2 separate regions of the Homo sapiens genome follow, and region 1 is linked to region 2. A link is an interaction called in ENCODE POLR2A ChIA-PET data of the cell type or tissue named here. Cell type or tissue: HepG2. All regions are shown on one strand. Links, peaks and the distances in the headings refer to the core of each region. The heading gives the core; the rest is flanking DNA.

Region 1 (8,332 bases), core at 218-8,217, 1.1 Mb after region 2:
TTGCAGTGAGCCAAGATCATGCCACTGCACTCCAGTCTGGGCAACAGAGTGAGACTCCGTCTCAAAAATAAATAAATAAATAAATGATCATGTAGAGGGGGCTGGAAGCCTCAATACTGGTGTGCAGTGCTTGTATGTGTGCTTTGTAATGTATCAGTGTCCTTTGTAATGTAACCAATGAGCTTGAGTTAATGTTATTTAATATGATTATTAATAAATGTCATAGTTATTGATGTAAGAATCAAAACATCCCAGACATCAGATTATTAACACTTAACTACAGTTCATATAGAAATAGAATATGAGGCTTTAATTTTGCACAATACAATAGCCTAGCTATCCCAAAACACCCCTCTCCAAACACCTGGCAATGCTGAGTGCAATATATAACAAAGCCTTTCAAATGCACAGCTGAATTTTCAAGAAAGTATGGAAAATCCACAGGACCCCAAAACCAAGAAGAATGCCCCCAAACTAAAACAGAAGCTAGCCCTGAAGCTACAGGCTACCCTGTAACTATCTGGCACACCTCTGGAGCCTTGGTTTTCAGAGCGGAGTAGATGATGGGGAGCTGGAGCTGATATTCTCTGCCAAGCCAGAATCCCAAGGACCTAACCCTAAGTGAAGGAGTAAGCTAGGGAAAAATTGATTTGCTGGCAAATGGAGCTGGCAAGGAAATCTGTCTTATCTCAAGCATTGATTGGAACGAATAAAAAAGAATCTTTCCGAAGAATGTGTCATCATAAGCCTGCCCCATTCAGCATCAGAGTTTGAATTTATTCTCTTTCCAAGCAAAGCTCTATGCAGACGGTTAATCTGAAGTGCTTCTATGTTGGTAGCACTCCAAGGTGCCTGGCATTGGTAAACATAAACCCCATCTGTGGAGCAGTCCCGATCCAGGTCCCCCAGGGTTCTCATACATTAGGATCAGCCACATTGCTCGTAATTAGAAATTACGATAGGGAAGCAGGCCCATGAATGAGTCAAGTAAAACAAGCCATAACAGCACTGAACAACCCCAAGTATTTCACTTAGATTGAAGAACACAGAACATAAAAGAAAAATGATTAAAATGTTTTAAAAATAAAACAGGAAACTGAAATGTAAGCAAAGAACAACTACTATTGGAAATAGAAATGAAAAAATCCAAGAGAATTTAAAATGTCACTGGGTGGAATGAACAGCAAATTAGTCACAGCTGGAAAAAAAAGTATTGAACTAGATGACAGATCTGAGGAAATTACCTACCATGCAACAAAGAGATGAAAAGATTCAAAACATGAAAGAGAAGTTTAGAGACATAGAAGAGAGAACATAAAGGTCCAAGCTACACATAAGTGGGTTCTCAGCCAGGCGCAGTGGCTCACGCCTGTAATCCCAGCACTTTGGGAGGCTGAGGCAGGTGAATCACCTGAGGTCCAGGAGTTCATGACCAGCCTGGCCAACACAGTGAAACCCCGTCTCTACTAAAAATACAAAAAAAATCAGCTGGGTGTGGTGGCGAGCACCTGTAATCCCTGCTACTTGGGAGGCTGAGGCAGGAGAATCACTTGAATGTGGGAGGCAGAGGTTGCGGTGAGCCAAGATCACACCATTGCACTCCAGCCTGGGCAACAAGAGTGAAACTCTGTCTAAAACAAAACAAAACAAAACAAAAAACAAACAAAAAAAGGGGTTTCAGCAGGAAATGAAAAGAGAGGGTAATGAAAAGTGGTATCTTCAGAGATAAAGGCTAAACGTTTTCCAAAATTCACCAAAGACATATCCTCAGAAGCTCAACTTTTTCATAAGACAAGGGTGCTGCCTTCAGGAGGCCTCACAATTTAGGAAAAGGAGCAAGACTCATCAATAATACAAGAGCAAAGCACTATTGGCACTGACACCCATGTATAGTGGGTAATGGGGAGGATGTGATCAACTCTGCCAGGTGCAGAGAGGGGAGGGCAGGAAAGGTGCTTAGGATGCCAGCTGGTTAAATATGAAGTACCTCATTTTATGGTATCCTCCTTGCCTTCATTTTTAAAATAATGATTATATATCCATGACTATATATAACATGTACAGCTTAAATTAGAGTTACTAAAAAATGAGCACCCATGGAATCCCCATCTAGCTTGGGAAAGGGACCATTAACAGCACCTTTGAAGCTCTTGTGTGCCTCTGCCTGACTACATACCCCACCCCACCAAAACCACTCTCCTAACATTGAGATGAAATATTCTCTTGCTTTGATTCATAGCTTTACCACATGCGTGTATATCTTTAAAAACCATAGTTTTAGGCCTGGCACAGTGGCTCATGCCTGTAATCCCAGCACTTTGGGAGGCCGAGGTGGGCGGATCACTTGAGGTCAGGAGTTCGAGACCAGCCTCGCCAACATGGTGAAACTCCCGTCTCTATTAAAAATACAAAAAATTGGTTGGGCGTGGTGGTGCACACCTGTAATCCCAGCTATTTGGGAGGCTGAGGCAAGAGAATCTCTTGAACCCAGAGGCAAAGGTTGCAGTGAGCTGAGATCATGCCACTGCACTCCAGCCTGGGCAACAGGGTGAGAATCTGTCTCAAAAGACAAAAAACAAATCCATAGTTTTACCTAACATGCAGATTCACAATGGTGAATTAGCTACATGTAGGGTCTGGCCCTCTACCTTCCTGACTCAGATACTCAATCTTTTTAGCGTCCTGCTGTTGATCAGCCCAGGGAGGTTGTCTCATGATCATATAATATACAAGAAATTGAAGTTTAAGCTGGAAAGCCAATTTATTATTTTACATTGAAGTAATGGTCATACAAATCAGATGCTAAGATAGGTACTATATATATATATATATATATTCTTCCCCTGATATACGTGGGCAGCAACTTTTAGTCCAAAAGTTGCTTGGCAAGCATGGTGCAATTTCTGATCAAACCACTGTAAGTGTTAGATCTCAGGAAGGGTCCCACAGCATGAGTCATTTCAGATACAAATATCTGCCCAGAGCCAGCCACACCAGCGGGATCACAGCTCTCAAAAGCTATCTCTCCCACTAAACAGGCAATTTGGCCCAATTTCTGGTTTTCCTAACTAACACAGTGTAGAGTCCACTTTCTTCCTTCTGCCACACACATTCTCTTCTTTTTTTGATCTAGGGACAATTCAGTCTTATTCTAGCCAGGGAGCCATTCTGTCTCTTTAAGATAACTTTGCCCATTTCTGATCTCATCTATTGTGTTTAACTCTCCTTTGCCTTTATTTCCAACTTCCCAGGAGGCATTTATTGCTACCCTCATTGTAGCAACATAACTTCCTCAAACAGAAATCCAGCAATCAAAAAGTTTAAGGAAAAAAAAAAGGCTTTTGATTTGAAAGGTGTCAGGAATGGTTTTCTGGACAAACATCTCACCATTACAATAGCATTCAGCTAACCTTCTTAGCCTCCTTGGCAGGCAGTTTTCCTTTCATACACAAGACAAAACTACATTGGGAAAAAGTGTTCTTTGTGAGCAGGTTCATGGGAACTGAAGTCTGACAAAGCTTTCTTTATGAGCTGCTTTTAGTAGGTCAAAGCTTAACCTTCAGTAGAAACCACTAGCATACCAAAGAATTGATCTGAAATATTTTGAAATATTTAAGACCAAATATGAATTCATTCAATTATTAAGAATGGTTACACTATTTTCCTCCTTTTACTAACAAAGAACATCTGTTTAATGTTTGAATACTAACACAACTTTTTAATGATCTGGAAGTTAAACAAAGATATCTGCTTTTCTGGAATAATTTTCTTAACTCCATAGGACAAAACAAAGTAGGGAATATCCACTGGAGTTGAAGGAAGAAGCCTAAAGCCAGGGACTCTATCATTAGAGAAGATCTAAAGCAGAAACAGACAAGGCAAATTCCCGGTAAAGGAAATAATTACACTGCCAGCAGAATCTCAGCAGTCAAGAGACAGTGGCATTAATACTTTAAAGTGCTCAAAATAACCACCATATGAAGTGAGGTAGGGATCCAGTTTCATTTTTCTTCCCATTCATATCCAGCTGTCCCACATCATTTACTGAAAAAGACTTTGTCGTATCACCTTTGCAATTACTCAAGTATCCATATACATGTTGGTCTTCTGACTTCTCTAATCTGTTCCAGTGATCTATGTATCTTTTCTTGTGCTAATACCACACTCCCTTAATTACTAAAGCTCTATAAGTTTTGTTACCTAATAGCAACTTCTCCCATTTGCTTCCTCTTTTCCACTAGTATGACTATTCCACCCACTACAATTTCATATGCATTTTTAAATCAGCTTATCATTTTTATTTATGTATTTATTAAGACAGAGACTTGCTCTGTCACCCAGGCTGGAGTGTAGTGCCATAATCTCGGCTCACTGCAACCTCTGCCTCCCAGGTTCAAATGATTCTCCTGCCTCAGCCTCCCAAGTAGCTGGGATTACAGGTGTGTGCCACCACACCTGGCTAATTTTTGTATTTTTATTATTTATTTATTTATTTATTTTTATTTTTTTGAGATGGAGTTTCACTCTTGTTGCCCAGGCTGGAGTGCAGTGGCACAATCTCGGCTCACTGCAACCTCCACCTCCCAGGTTCAAGCAATTCTCCTGCCTCAGCCTCCTGAGTAGCTGGGACTACAGGCACGTGCCACCACATCCAGCTAATTTTTTTTTTTTTTTTTTTTGAGACGGAGTCTTGCTCTGTCGCCCAGGCTGGAGTGCAGTGGCGCAATCTCGGCTCACTGCAAGCTCCGCCTCCTGGATTCACGCCATTCTCCTGCCTCAGCCTCCCGAGTAGCTGGGACTACAGGTGCCTGCCATCTCACCCGGCTAATTTTTTATATTTTTAGTAGAGACAGCATTTCACCATGTTAGCCCAATGGCCTCCATCTCCTGATCTCGTGATCCGCCCGCCTCAGCCTCCCAAAGTGCTGGGATTACAGGTGTGAGGCACCGCACCCGGCCTTTTTTTTGTATTTTTAGTAGAGACAGGGTTTCACCATGTTAGCCAGGATGGTCTCGATCTCCTGACCTCGTGATCCTCCTGCCTCGGCCTCCCAAAGTGTTGGGTTAACAGGCGTGAGCCACTGCGCCCAGCCAATTTTTGTATTTTTAGTAGAGATGGGGTTTCACCATACTGGCCAGGCTGGTCTCAAACTCCTGACCTTAAGTGATCCGCCCACCTTGGCCTCCCAAAGTGCTGGGATTACAGGCATGAGCCATCACACCTGGCCAGCTTGTTTTTTTAAATTAACACTAAAAAAAAACCTATTGGAATTCAGTTGAACTCAGGTAAATTTAGGGAGAATGGACATCTAATAAAATGTATTTTTTTTCCCTAAGAGTCACTGTTAAAAACATTTGAAAGCAAATTTTCCAGCAACCAATGAATGGAAGCAATCCATGCTAAGAAGGACACCCGTGAAGCCCTGTATGGTAATGTTATCAACAAACCAGAACACAGACATCACAGGCTCCTCATCACTGGACCTAAAAGTTACTCCCACAGGGAAAGACAATGGAAGGCACTGGGCAAATGCACCTTGGCTGCTATGGTGAGACAAAAACTGTCCTTTCTGCACCTCTTTAAAATATGTCTATAAAGTATAAGCCAATGAAATACTTGTAACATTCTGAAGCATGACTTTTCTCAATGCGAAATATCCAAGACATGTTTCAGGCTCAGTGCCTTTCCCTTCCGTTTTCTTGGAATACAGACATGTCAGTATGGTGTGTTGGTCATGCTCTTTACGTCTTTGTTCAACTGTCACCTTCTCAGTCAGACCTTCCCTGGAATGCTATTTAAAACTGCAACCACCCAGCCAGGTGTGGTGGCTCACGCCTGTAATCCCAGCACTTTGGGAGGCTGAGGCGAGTGGATCACGAGGTCAGGAGATCAAGACCATCCTGGCTAACACAGTGAAACCCTGTCTCTATTAAAAATACAAAAAATTAGCCAGGCGTGGTGGCAGGCACCTGTGGTCCCAGCTACTCGGGAGTCTGAGGCAGGAGAATGATGTGAAACCGGGAGGCAGAGCTTGCAGTGAGCCGAGATGGCGCCGCTGCACTCCAGCCTGGGGGACAGAGCAAGACTCCGTCTCAAAAAAAAAAAAAAAGACAGCTCTGAAGGCAAATCCATGAAATCTCATTGGCTTGTTGAATGCTAAGGAAAAGGGATCATATGTTTAACTTCAAAACAGAACATTAGAAACTCAGGTCAGGTAGTCTTTTTGGTCTATGCTTACACATATCAGACCTATATATTTAACACATTTCTAACATTTTTGTACTTGTTATTAGCTCCTTGCAACATTTTCTCAGTGCTTTTGGCACTAGGTAGGAAGAATCTGTGTTTCCATCTGCCCTCTCCCACTAACTTCTGTAGAAAAAAATGGTTTCCAAAGCACCATTCTTGAAAACACATGCAAGGCTATATTTACCACAGAAAAGGTCTGCTTTCCTCTTTAGGAAACATAACTTCATTTAAAAACATAATCTTTCAATCATGCCATACATGGATTTATTTGAGCATAAACTTTTTTATTTATCTTCCCATAAAATCTTAGATTTTCCCTAAACTAGTTAATGCATCTTTAACTTTCGACTTGGACATTCCAAAGAGACCACGCATCTGTATTCCATATCCTTGAAATCCACAGACTGCACAGAGGGCCTACCTCCTCTCACAAGAAGTAAGCACAATGGTTAGGCAATCAGAGATACGTGCCTTGAAGCAGGAATCTTAGAATTTCTTTATCTATAAAAAGTGGGGATTGTACCAAATGATTCTAAGACCCAGCCAGCTCTCATGATGAAAATGACAACAACAACAACATAAATATTTAATTCATCTCTGGGGTTAAACCACTAATAACTGGCAGCCAAAGCTCAAAACAAATCTTTGTGTTGCTGTGTTTATGCGTGTAATATGTACCAAAAATTTCTAGTAATTCCTCAGTAAAGTTAAAAAAATACGTAATTCCCTTTCACTCTTCCTCCCTCAGCCCATCCCAATCTTAATCCCTACCTAGAGTTAAGTAATCATGTGAAAATTCCTTCAGACCTTTTCCTATGTGTTTACATATAGGTATACAGCTTTGTTTCCAAGCTCTAAATCTTCTACCTCTAAATTCTACATTCTTGCCAAAAAAAAAATTTTCACTTTATTTTATTTTTGAGACAGAGTCTTGCTCTGTCGCCCAGGCTGTAGTGCAGTGGCGCAATCTCTACTCACTGCAACCTCCACCTCCTGGGTTCAAGCAATTCTCCAGCCTCAGTCTCCTGAGTAGCTGGGATTACAGGTGCCCGCCACCACACCCGGGTAATTTTTATATTTTTAGTAGAGATGGGGTTTTGCCATGTTGCTCAGGCTGCTCTCAAACTCCTGAGCTCAAAATGATCTGCCTGCCTCGGCCTACCAAAGTGCTGGGATTATAGGCGTGAGCCACCGTGCCTGGACAAGAAATTTATTTTATACCTCCCTTGTGATTCTCCACAATTATAAGTTTGATATCCTATATATAATGGGCGCTCAAAAAATGCTGTTGATACTCAGGGCTACCAAGTATGGATTTTGGCCCCAGCAAAATACATTTTTTTTCCAAATGTTAATATTTTAGATTTAAAAAGTTTTTGTAGGTACACAGCAGGCATATGCATGTATGGGTGAAATACATTTAAAGGATAACTAGCTAAATTTTTTTTTTTTTTGAGGCAGGGTCTCACTTTGATGCCCAGGTTAGGGTGCAGTGGCTCGATCTCGGCTCACTACGACCTCGACCTCCTGGGCTCAAATGATCCTCCCACCTGAGCCTCCTGAGTAGCTGGGACTACAGGTACACGCCATCACGCCTGAATAATTTTTGTATTCTTTCGTAGAGATGGGGGTCTTGCTGTATTGCCAAGGCTAGTCTCGAACTCCTGAGCTCAAGCTATCTGTCCGCCTCGGCCTCCCAAAGTGCTGGGATTACAGGTGTGTGCCACTATGCCTGGACTAGCTAAAATCTTTACATGGGATTCTCCCAGAGTCCCCTTCTATGGTGCTGGATCCAGTAATTTGTACCAGCTTCCCTCAATCTCTGGTACAGCCTGTGGATGCTGCTCCCTCAAACTCTGGTAGAGCCTGTGGATGCTGTTCCACCAAACTCTGGTAGAGCCTGTGGATGCTGTTCTACCATGTCACAGTCCTTCAAAGCTCACGTGACTTATCATATCTGCTATGGTTTAGATGTGGTTTGTCTTTGCCAAAATTTATGTTGAAGTCTGATCCCCAAAGTGGCAGTGCTGGGAGGTGGGGCCTAGTAGGAGGTGTTTGGGCCATGGGGGTAGATCCCTCATG
Region 2 (8,332 bases), core at 200-8,199:
CCCTCAGTGGGGGAGCTACAGTCGTCTGCCTGTGCCACTAGTTCCACGGAGCCTCCAACCACAGTCTAGACAGCCTTCCTTTTTCCTCAGACTCCGCAGACTTTAACAGGCAATTCTCCTTGAAAGCACTGTCAAACATGGACAGCAAAGGACAGTATCTAGGGGCGGCAGGGACACAGGGAGATGTTCTGGCTGTTGGACACATCTCCCTGCAGGGCAATCTGGCTGCACCAAGCCCCACCTCAGCTGTCCCTCCTGTCCACTCAGGGACTTCCCAGCTAGGGAAGGAGTCCACGGCGGGGTTTCCGCAGTGGCGCTCCAGACACTTGGGCCGGACCACTCTGGTGGGGGCCGTCCTGTGCGCTGCAGGACGTCCAGCAGCAGCCCTGGCCTCCAACTGCTGCATGCCAGTAGTCCTCGCTTCCCCAACTTATGACAATAAAAAATGTCTAGACATTCACAAATGCCCCTTAGGGGGCAAAACAGCCCCCCTTCCTCGAGTCCCGTTGCCCTACAGAAATATAAGTGAACAATGACTGAGAACAGGGAAACTGTAAGGGCTTGCTGACACTGAAGAGTGGCTACAGCCCCACCCCTCCTCTGGGGTCCTGTGCAGACAGGGAGGACAGTGTGAGGAATCTAGTGAGGTGGTGACATGCTGAGAAAAGCTCAAGAGCAGAAGCAGGTTATAAAACAGCTTGTGCTCTGAGATCCCACACAGAATATGTATGGAAAAACCCCAAAGAACAGTAGTCACTGTGGGTGGTGGGGTAACAGGTGATTTCCTTCTTTATATTTTCCAAATTTTCTACAGGGCACATGTATTACTTATATAAGCCAAAATAATGTTTTTAATGGTGTTTTGTAGAAAATGCTGTCATGTGTTCCAGTCTGCGGAAGCCCACCAAGCAGCAGCAAGACTTTACCACTACCACGGCCTGAGGCCTCACAGACAGGGAAACTCAGGTTCAGAGAGGAAGACAGACCGGTCCGGCCTCGCCGGCTCTAACTCCTGGGCTCTTTTCACTGCTCTTCTGAGAACATTCTAGCCTCCCACAGTTGGGACCTGCTTGTCTTAGCAGTGGCTTAAAAGGCTGCACTTGCCCCTTCTGCATTTCTATTTCGAGCCAGCGGGCACTTCCTAAAGCCTCCCAGAGCACCCTTCAGGGGTTGCACATTGGACCCACATGGATGTGAAGTGAGTCTCCTTTTCTACAGGTAAAAAGAAAACAGTAATTTGATTGGCAAGAAGTCTTTTGGCCGTGAGGTTTCCACTGAGCAGATGACAGCATTTCAGCTTAGATAAGTGAGGCTTTTTTGGTACTGCTGAGAAGGCTGAGGCTTTTTTTCTTTTTTTAGACGGAGTTTTGGTCTCATTGCCCAGGCTGGAGTGCAATGGCACGATCTTGGCTCACAGAAACCTCCGCATCCTGGGTTCAAGAAAAGTCTCCTGCCTCAGCCTCCAGAGTAGCTGGGATTACAGGCATGTGCCACCACACCTGGCTAATTTTGTATTTTTAGTAGAGATGGGGTTTCTCCATGTTGGTCAGGATGGTCTCAAACTCCTGACCTCAGGTGATCCGCCCACCTCAGCCTCCCCAAAGTGCTGGGATTACAGACGTAAGCCACCGTGCCCGGCCAGGCTGAGGTTTTTTACACGCAGACTTCTCAGTCTGGCTAGAGGCTTTCTGCACTCGCAGTGACTGAACTTTTTTGAGGCGGGATTTCACTCTGTCACCCAGGCTGGAGGGCAGTTGCACGATCGCGGCTCATTGAAGCCTTGACCTGCCTGGGCTCAGGTGATCCTCCCACCTCAGCCTCCCAAGTAGCTGTGTGACTGCAGGGACGTGCCACCACACCTGTCTAATTTTTTCTATTTTTTTTTTCTTTGTAGAGACGGGGTTTTGCCATGTTGCCCAGGCTGGTCTCGAACTCCTGGGCTCAAGCCTTTCCCCTGCCTCAGCCTTCCACAGTGCTGGGATTACAGGTGTGAGCCACTGTGCCCAGCTGGTTGGACTCTTTCCACCTTTTTCCCCAAACCCAACTTTGTATTGTTTTGCTTGGGTTCAGAAGTCCTGATTTTCACACCCTTTTCAGGCCTGGGGATTTACCAAAATTTAAGGCTTAACAAAAATTAAGGCCCCCCAAAAGATAAAAGTGCTACTGCCAGTGGCACCTGTCTCTGATTCACCTTCATGGCACGGATGCTGGTGGTCCCCTAGCAGCCATTCTCCCCTCTGCTTGAGTGACAGCGCCCTGGTTTCCAGCCTGCACGCAGCTGCCTGGCTGTGAAAGCACACTTTCAAGACTCCCATGCAGCTAGGGGTGGCCAGGTATCAACGTGCTCCAGCAGCTGCCCAGGCTGTGAGGACAAGGCCGTCCTCGGTGCTGTGGGGCGAAATGCCTGCGTGTGTGCAGCCTGGCACCAACTCCTGAGGTGCTGGCAACATTCCTGCTGTGGTGAAGGGGCTGCAACCCTGTTCTACCATTCATGAATCCCATGCAGCGTGGGGTTCGGCTTGGGATCCTGCTGGGCTTGCAGAGGAATTGGCCCAGTGGCTCCAGGTACTCCACACCCACTTGCACTCAGGACGGCACCAACCCCTCCAGACGTGTTTGTTGCCTGTTTGCCTAACCTGGGGCAGGGCTCCCACCTGCATGTCTGCTCTCTGCTTCCCACAATCGCCCGAATCCCCTCTGGGAGGACTGCCCTGCCTGCCCAGGCCTCCTTCCCGGAGGGCCTCCTTCTGCATCCCTCTTCCCCTCCGGCTCTGTCCTGTCTCTTCCCCATTAGAGGACTGCTGGGCTGGTGAGCCTTCTCTCTTGAGAATGCGGCCTGCTCCCAGGGCAGGGCTTAGGTCTTGCTTCATTACTCTCATTCCACCTATACTCAGCTGCACCCATTACTGGTATATGTGGTCTGTGTTAACACACATCAAAGCTATTCCGGAAATATACAACTTATAGCAAAAAGACAGAAACTCCCATTAAAATTAAAATGAAAAGTCTAGTTTTGTCAATACTTTTGACCCATCGACTACCCAACATATTAAATGGCACTTCAAATGTGTTACACTCTCAAAAAGAAAAGAAATATAGCAATCAACTCAACCAAAAAAAAAAAAAAAAAAGAAATAATAAAGGTGGTGCTACTCATCTATACCCAAAATTGTTCCTTTAAAATGTATTATTTTTTATTTTTTTTTTGAGATAGGGTCTTGAAGTCACCCAGGCTGGAGTGCAGTGGGCAGGATCACAGGTCACTGCAGCCTCAATCTCCCGGGCTCAAGTGATCCTCCCTCCTCAGCCTCCCCAGTAGCTGGGACCACAGGAGCGCATCTCCACGTCTGGCTAATTCTAAAATTTTTTTTTGTAGAGACGGGGTGTCTCGCCATGTTGCCCGCCCAGGCTGGTCTTGAACTCCTGGCCTGAGCGATCCTCTTGCCTCGGCCTCCCAAAGTGCTGGGATTACAGGTGTGAGCCACTCTGCCTGGCCCCAAAACTGCTGTGCTTCTGAGGGACCCCTGTGCTGCAGCCCCCACCCAAGTCACAGCAGCAGCACCTACCTGGGGGACAAAACGCTGTGGCAGAGGGGCCAGAGTCTGGCCTGACCCTATTCACTCTTCCTTGGGATCAGAAAGGAGCATGGGGATTGCTTTCCTCTGTTCTCTTGGCCTTGACACAGGATAACATGACTAACTTTGTCAGCAAAGTTCCAGTGTTTTGGTTAAATTAATGAAATATACAGGTGGAGTATCCCAAATCCAAACATCTGAAATCTAAAATACTCCAAAACCTGAACCTGAGTGCGGATGTAATGCTAAAAGGGAGTGCTCACTCATGCATTTCAGAGTTCAGATGTTCAAATTTGGGATGCTTAACCAGTAGGTATAATGCAAATATTCCAAAATCTGAAAAAACCCCAAACCCGAAACACCTGTGGGTGGTCCCAAGCATTTCAGATAAAGTATTCCCAAACCAGGAAATGCAAGCCAGCAAAATGTGCCCTATGTACTTAGTGATATCAACACAAAAGGACACACAGCATCACCATTCTGGGGAGCAGCAACTCCCACCCACAGCGACAGGCTGAGGAGATGTCCGAGCAGCATGGGACAAGCTTGTTGGAGCCCTCTAGAGCCCACAGAATGGAGGTAGCAGAGGAGTGGCCAGTGGATTAGGGTGGAGAGCACGAGAACCACATGTCCCAGAGACAGCCGAGCTGTGTACTAAAGAGCAGCGGAGGCCAGCCTGTAGCAGGGGAGTGACTGGCAGAGCAGAACTCGCGGAGTGCACAGGTGCGTTTGGGAAGGGGTGGAGTGGAGGGTGGTGGCGGGTTGGAAATGCTCTCTGAGGCATGCTCCACCCAGGGACTTCTGGTGCCACATTAATGAACATGACTACATATGCTCCTACTTCCCAGCTGACTTCCATGCAAAACATAACTGCTTTGAGAATGTGCTCACGCCTACCCACGCCTGCTGGCAGCTTCCTCCTGAGAGGAGGCTGAGGCGAGTCAGAGCAGGCCTTGCTTTGGTAGGCGCCAGCACAGGCAGTCTCATGCCAGGCTCTCTGGGTTCGCCAGGCTCTGGCTGTCTGGTGCAGCATTAGTCTGCTTTGGTCTGGCAGCAGCACAACCCTGCCCAAAGCCTGCTAGGTCACTCCCTAATGAAGTACTGGGGAATGAAGGCCCCTTCACAGAAGTGCAGTGTCTCAGAGTCTGAGACATAACATGTTGGGCTAGTGACAAGAAAGAGCCTGCCCAGGAGTTGGCGGCCCAGCCGCTGCCCCCACGCCTGAGTTGGAGATGAGCCAGGCCCCTGGCGCCTGCCTCTGCACGTGCCACTCCTCTCTCTCCCACTGAGCGGACTCGGTGCACCGCCACCTCTACGTGCCTCCCCTGTACCCAGGCCTGACTCCCTTCGGCCAGGGCCCTGGCCTTCCTGAACGCAGCATCAGCCCATCCTAGTATCACACCAGTGCCCCTCGCCTCCCTGTGCGATGAGGTAGTCGAGGCCAGGAGGTTTTACCTTGTTTATTTTTGTATCTCCAGGGGTCAGCACAGAGGTGCTTCTCCTACCTTAACCCTCAAAATATGGCTACAATGAATGAACACATGAACAAATGATTGATGAGAAGTCTTCCTGTCTTGTTCTAGAACACCTGAAAATAACTGGGGCAGCTTAACTTGGAGAAGCAAGAATTTAGGGAGGAGGCCGGGTGTGGTGGTGGGCGCCTGTAATCCCAGATACTTGGGAGGCTGAGGCAGGAGAATCGCTTGAGCCCGGGAGGCGGAGCTTGCAGTGAGCTGAGATCACAGGAGAATCACTTGAACCTGGGAGGCGGAGGTTGCAGTGAGCTGAGATCGCACCACAGCACTCCAGCCTGGGCGACAGAGTGACACTCTGTCTGGAAGAAAAAAAAAAAAAAAAAAAAAAAAAGAATTCAGAGAGGGAACACATTTTTAATCTTCAAATACTTGTCTTTTTTTTTTTTTTTTTTTTTTTTTTGAGACGGAGTCTCACTCTGTCGCCCAGGCTGGAGTGCAGTGACGTGGTCTCAACTCACTGCAACCTCTGCCTCCTGTGTTCAGGCGATTCTCCCGCCTCGGCCTCCCAAGTAGCTGGGACTACAAGCACGTGCCAACACACCCGGCTAATTTTTGTATTTTTAGTAGAGACGGGGTTTCACTATGTTGGCCAAGCTGCTCTCGAACTCCTGACCTCGTGATCTGCCCGCCTCGGCCTCCCAAAGTGCTGGGATTACAGGCGTGAGCCACTGTGCCCGGCCTTGTTTTTGTTTGTGAGATAGAGTTTTGCTCTGTCGCCCAGGCTGGAGTCCAGTGGCGTGGTCTCAGCTCACTCCGACCTCCACCTCCCAGGTTCAAGTGATTCTCCTGCCTCAGCCTCTTGAGTAGCTGGAATTACAGGCACTGCCACTATGCCTGGCTAATTATTATTTTTTGTATTTTTAGCAGAGACGGGGTTTCACCAGGTTGGCTAGGCTGGTCTCGATTCCTGACCTCAAGTGATCTTCCTGCCTCAGCTTCCCAAAGTGCTGGGATTACAGGCATGAGCCGCCGCGCCTGGCCATTGAGTCTTGAATAGTTAAAACTTCCAAGAGGAGGAGACTGCCAGGGTGGTAAGGAGGCCCATGTGCACGCGGAGCAGCAGAAGCAGCCGAAGCAGCTGAACTCCCCCCACAGGTCCTGGGGGCGGGCTGTGAGCGTCCCGGCACTGCAGGTGCCCGCAGATGCAGGCGGGGCACAGGATGAGCCATTGGAGACTTCCCTCTTGCTTGAGAGATGGGTTCTAGAATGCTGTTTTAAAATAACTCTTAGAGGTGGGTTAAGTGGGTGGAATATAGATAGAGCAGGAAACTGCAGAAGGCACTGGCTGGGGGAAAGAGTCCCCTCAGAGATGAGGATGAGTTGAGTTTTTTCTCTGTTCAGTGACCGCGCCCCCTGCCCCCGCTCCAGCGAAGCCCCCTGTTTATCAACCCACTTGGTCAGAAGACATTTCACCACAGCCAGAAACCAGGTATGAATGAATACCCAGGGAGCTGGAAACGCAAATAAGAACCTCAGAACTTATAAGCAATCAGCCCCATCACTCTAACAACAATAACAACAACAAAATAAATCAACAAAGCTTACTGAACCAAAGCCAATGGCAACAAAGAATGCTGAAGTGGCCCCCAGATTCCCCTGGCTCCACCCTCAGGACCAGCTTTCCTTCTTCTGTGAGAGACCCGTGCAGGCCCTTTAACCAGCCGGACTCCGCTCGGAGGGTCTCGCCTCGGCCTGGTGCTATGACTGCTGATGCCTACACAACTGCTTCCCCTCCTCACTAAACCCCAGCTCCCATGCTGCCACCAAGCGGCAGGTTGCTATTCTTTCCCGGGGTTGAAATCCAAATACTACCTGGGCTGTGTGACTCTCTAGTGTGGATGCAGATTAGGGTGGTAAGCCAAAGGGTTGAACTCCCAGTTCCACACCCGATGGGAAATGTCATCTCTACACAGGGTCAGCTACTTCATGTCCATCGCACGCACCACCACCACGTGCATGGTCTGCACCTGACCCAAGCTGAATGATGGACATCACCTGTGTAAGCATCTTGATGAAGGGAAAAGCTCACTGGGTGCCAGTCCCATCCCTTCCGTCCTCTGGGCCTCAGTCTTCTCTGTCAAACAGGCAAGACTCAAAAGGCTCCTGGAGACCCAACAGGCCAGGCTATAAAGCAAGACATGACCCCAGAGCAGCCACCTATCTCATCCTTGGGCCAGCCGGGGCAGGGGCAGCTGGGGGGACCTCAGTGACACTTTTGACTGCAAGCCACTGAAAATGTCTTGTACTTGCTATGTATCTCCTGCTTGCTTCCTATCATTTTTTTTTTAAAAAACACTAATTGTGCACTAAGTGCCTTTGCCAGGCACTATTCTAGGTACTTGGAATAGAGGAAAAGAAAAAGGATGAAGATCGCTGCCGCATGGGGCTCACATTCTAGTAAGTGTGGGGAGAGTAGCCACAAAGGGCAACACAACTGTGTAACTCATGCTGACGTTGGTGTGACAGGGGCAGATGGTGAAAGGGCAGAGTTGGGCACAGAGGCCCGAGTGCGCTTTTTGGTGTCACAGCCAGGGCAGGCCTCTTAGAGGAGGAGGGAGGCAGAGAGCCTTCAGTTGGTCTAAGCTCTTACCCCAAGCTCATTGCTTTTACCTGTTCTCTAGGAATATCTGCAAAAGCTCTGGCCCAGGGAGGTGGCAGTACAGGCCTGTAAACTCCTAATAGAAGGTCCAGAGTCCAGAACTCTCCATCTTAGAAATGGGAACAATTTCCTTACCAAGTCTCCACTCGATAGGCAATGTCCTCTCCTGAGGGCCAGGGAGCACGCCATTCAAGGACTTGACTGCACTGGCTAAGCCAGGAGAGGGAGGAAGAGAAGAGGGTTAGTGTGTGATTTTTTTTTTTTTTTTCGGAGACAGGGTCTGGCTCTGCCATCCAGGCTGGAGTGCAGTGGTGCAATCTTGGCTCACTGCAACCTCTGCCTCCTGGGTTCAAGCTATTCTCGTGTCTTAGCCTCCCAAGTAGCTGGGACTCCAGGTGCATGCCACCACGCCCAGCTAATTTTTGTATTTTTAGTAGAGATGGGGTTTTGCCATGTTGGCCAGGCTGGTCTTGAAATCCTGACCTCAAGTGATCCATCCACTTCAGCCTCCCAAAATGCTGGGATTATTGGTGTGAGCCACTGTGCCTGGCCTTTAATGGAACTTTTCAAGGAACCATTCAAAAATAGTTGTTGGGGCTGGGTGAGGTGGCTCACGCCTGTAG

The links. Peaks named below come from ENCODE experiments on the same cell type or tissue, not always from the same donor. Only the 100,000 strongest peaks of a DNase experiment are listed, where the experiment ranks them.
Region 1: POLR2A ChIA-PET joins it to region 2 with 8 read pairs; 2 of 35 experiments call an interaction of 5 or more read pairs at or near these places.

The regions. Positions count from the first base shown.
Region 1 is chr14:102,385,308-102,393,639 of GRCh38, reverse strand. The region is part of intron 2 of TECPR2 (tectonin beta-propeller repeat containing 2); the gene reads right to left. The region is part of intron 1 of LOC124903389 (a long non-coding RNA gene); the gene reads left to right. Among named protein-coding and RNA genes, the nearest start is that of TECPR2, 27 kb to the right of the region's middle. In HepG2, for the core only: no CTCF peak of the experiment used is centred there; no DNase peak of the experiment used is centred there.
Region 2 is chr14:103,509,334-103,517,665 of GRCh38, reverse strand. It overlaps LOC112268130 (a long non-coding RNA gene), which reads left to right and starts at 6,016. Exons shown (of 2, transcript XR_002957595.1): 1 at 6,016-6,141; 2 at 6,452-8,332. In HepG2, for the core only: a CTCF peak has its summit at 6,891 (motif pointing left); a DNase peak (open chromatin) is centred at 4,159.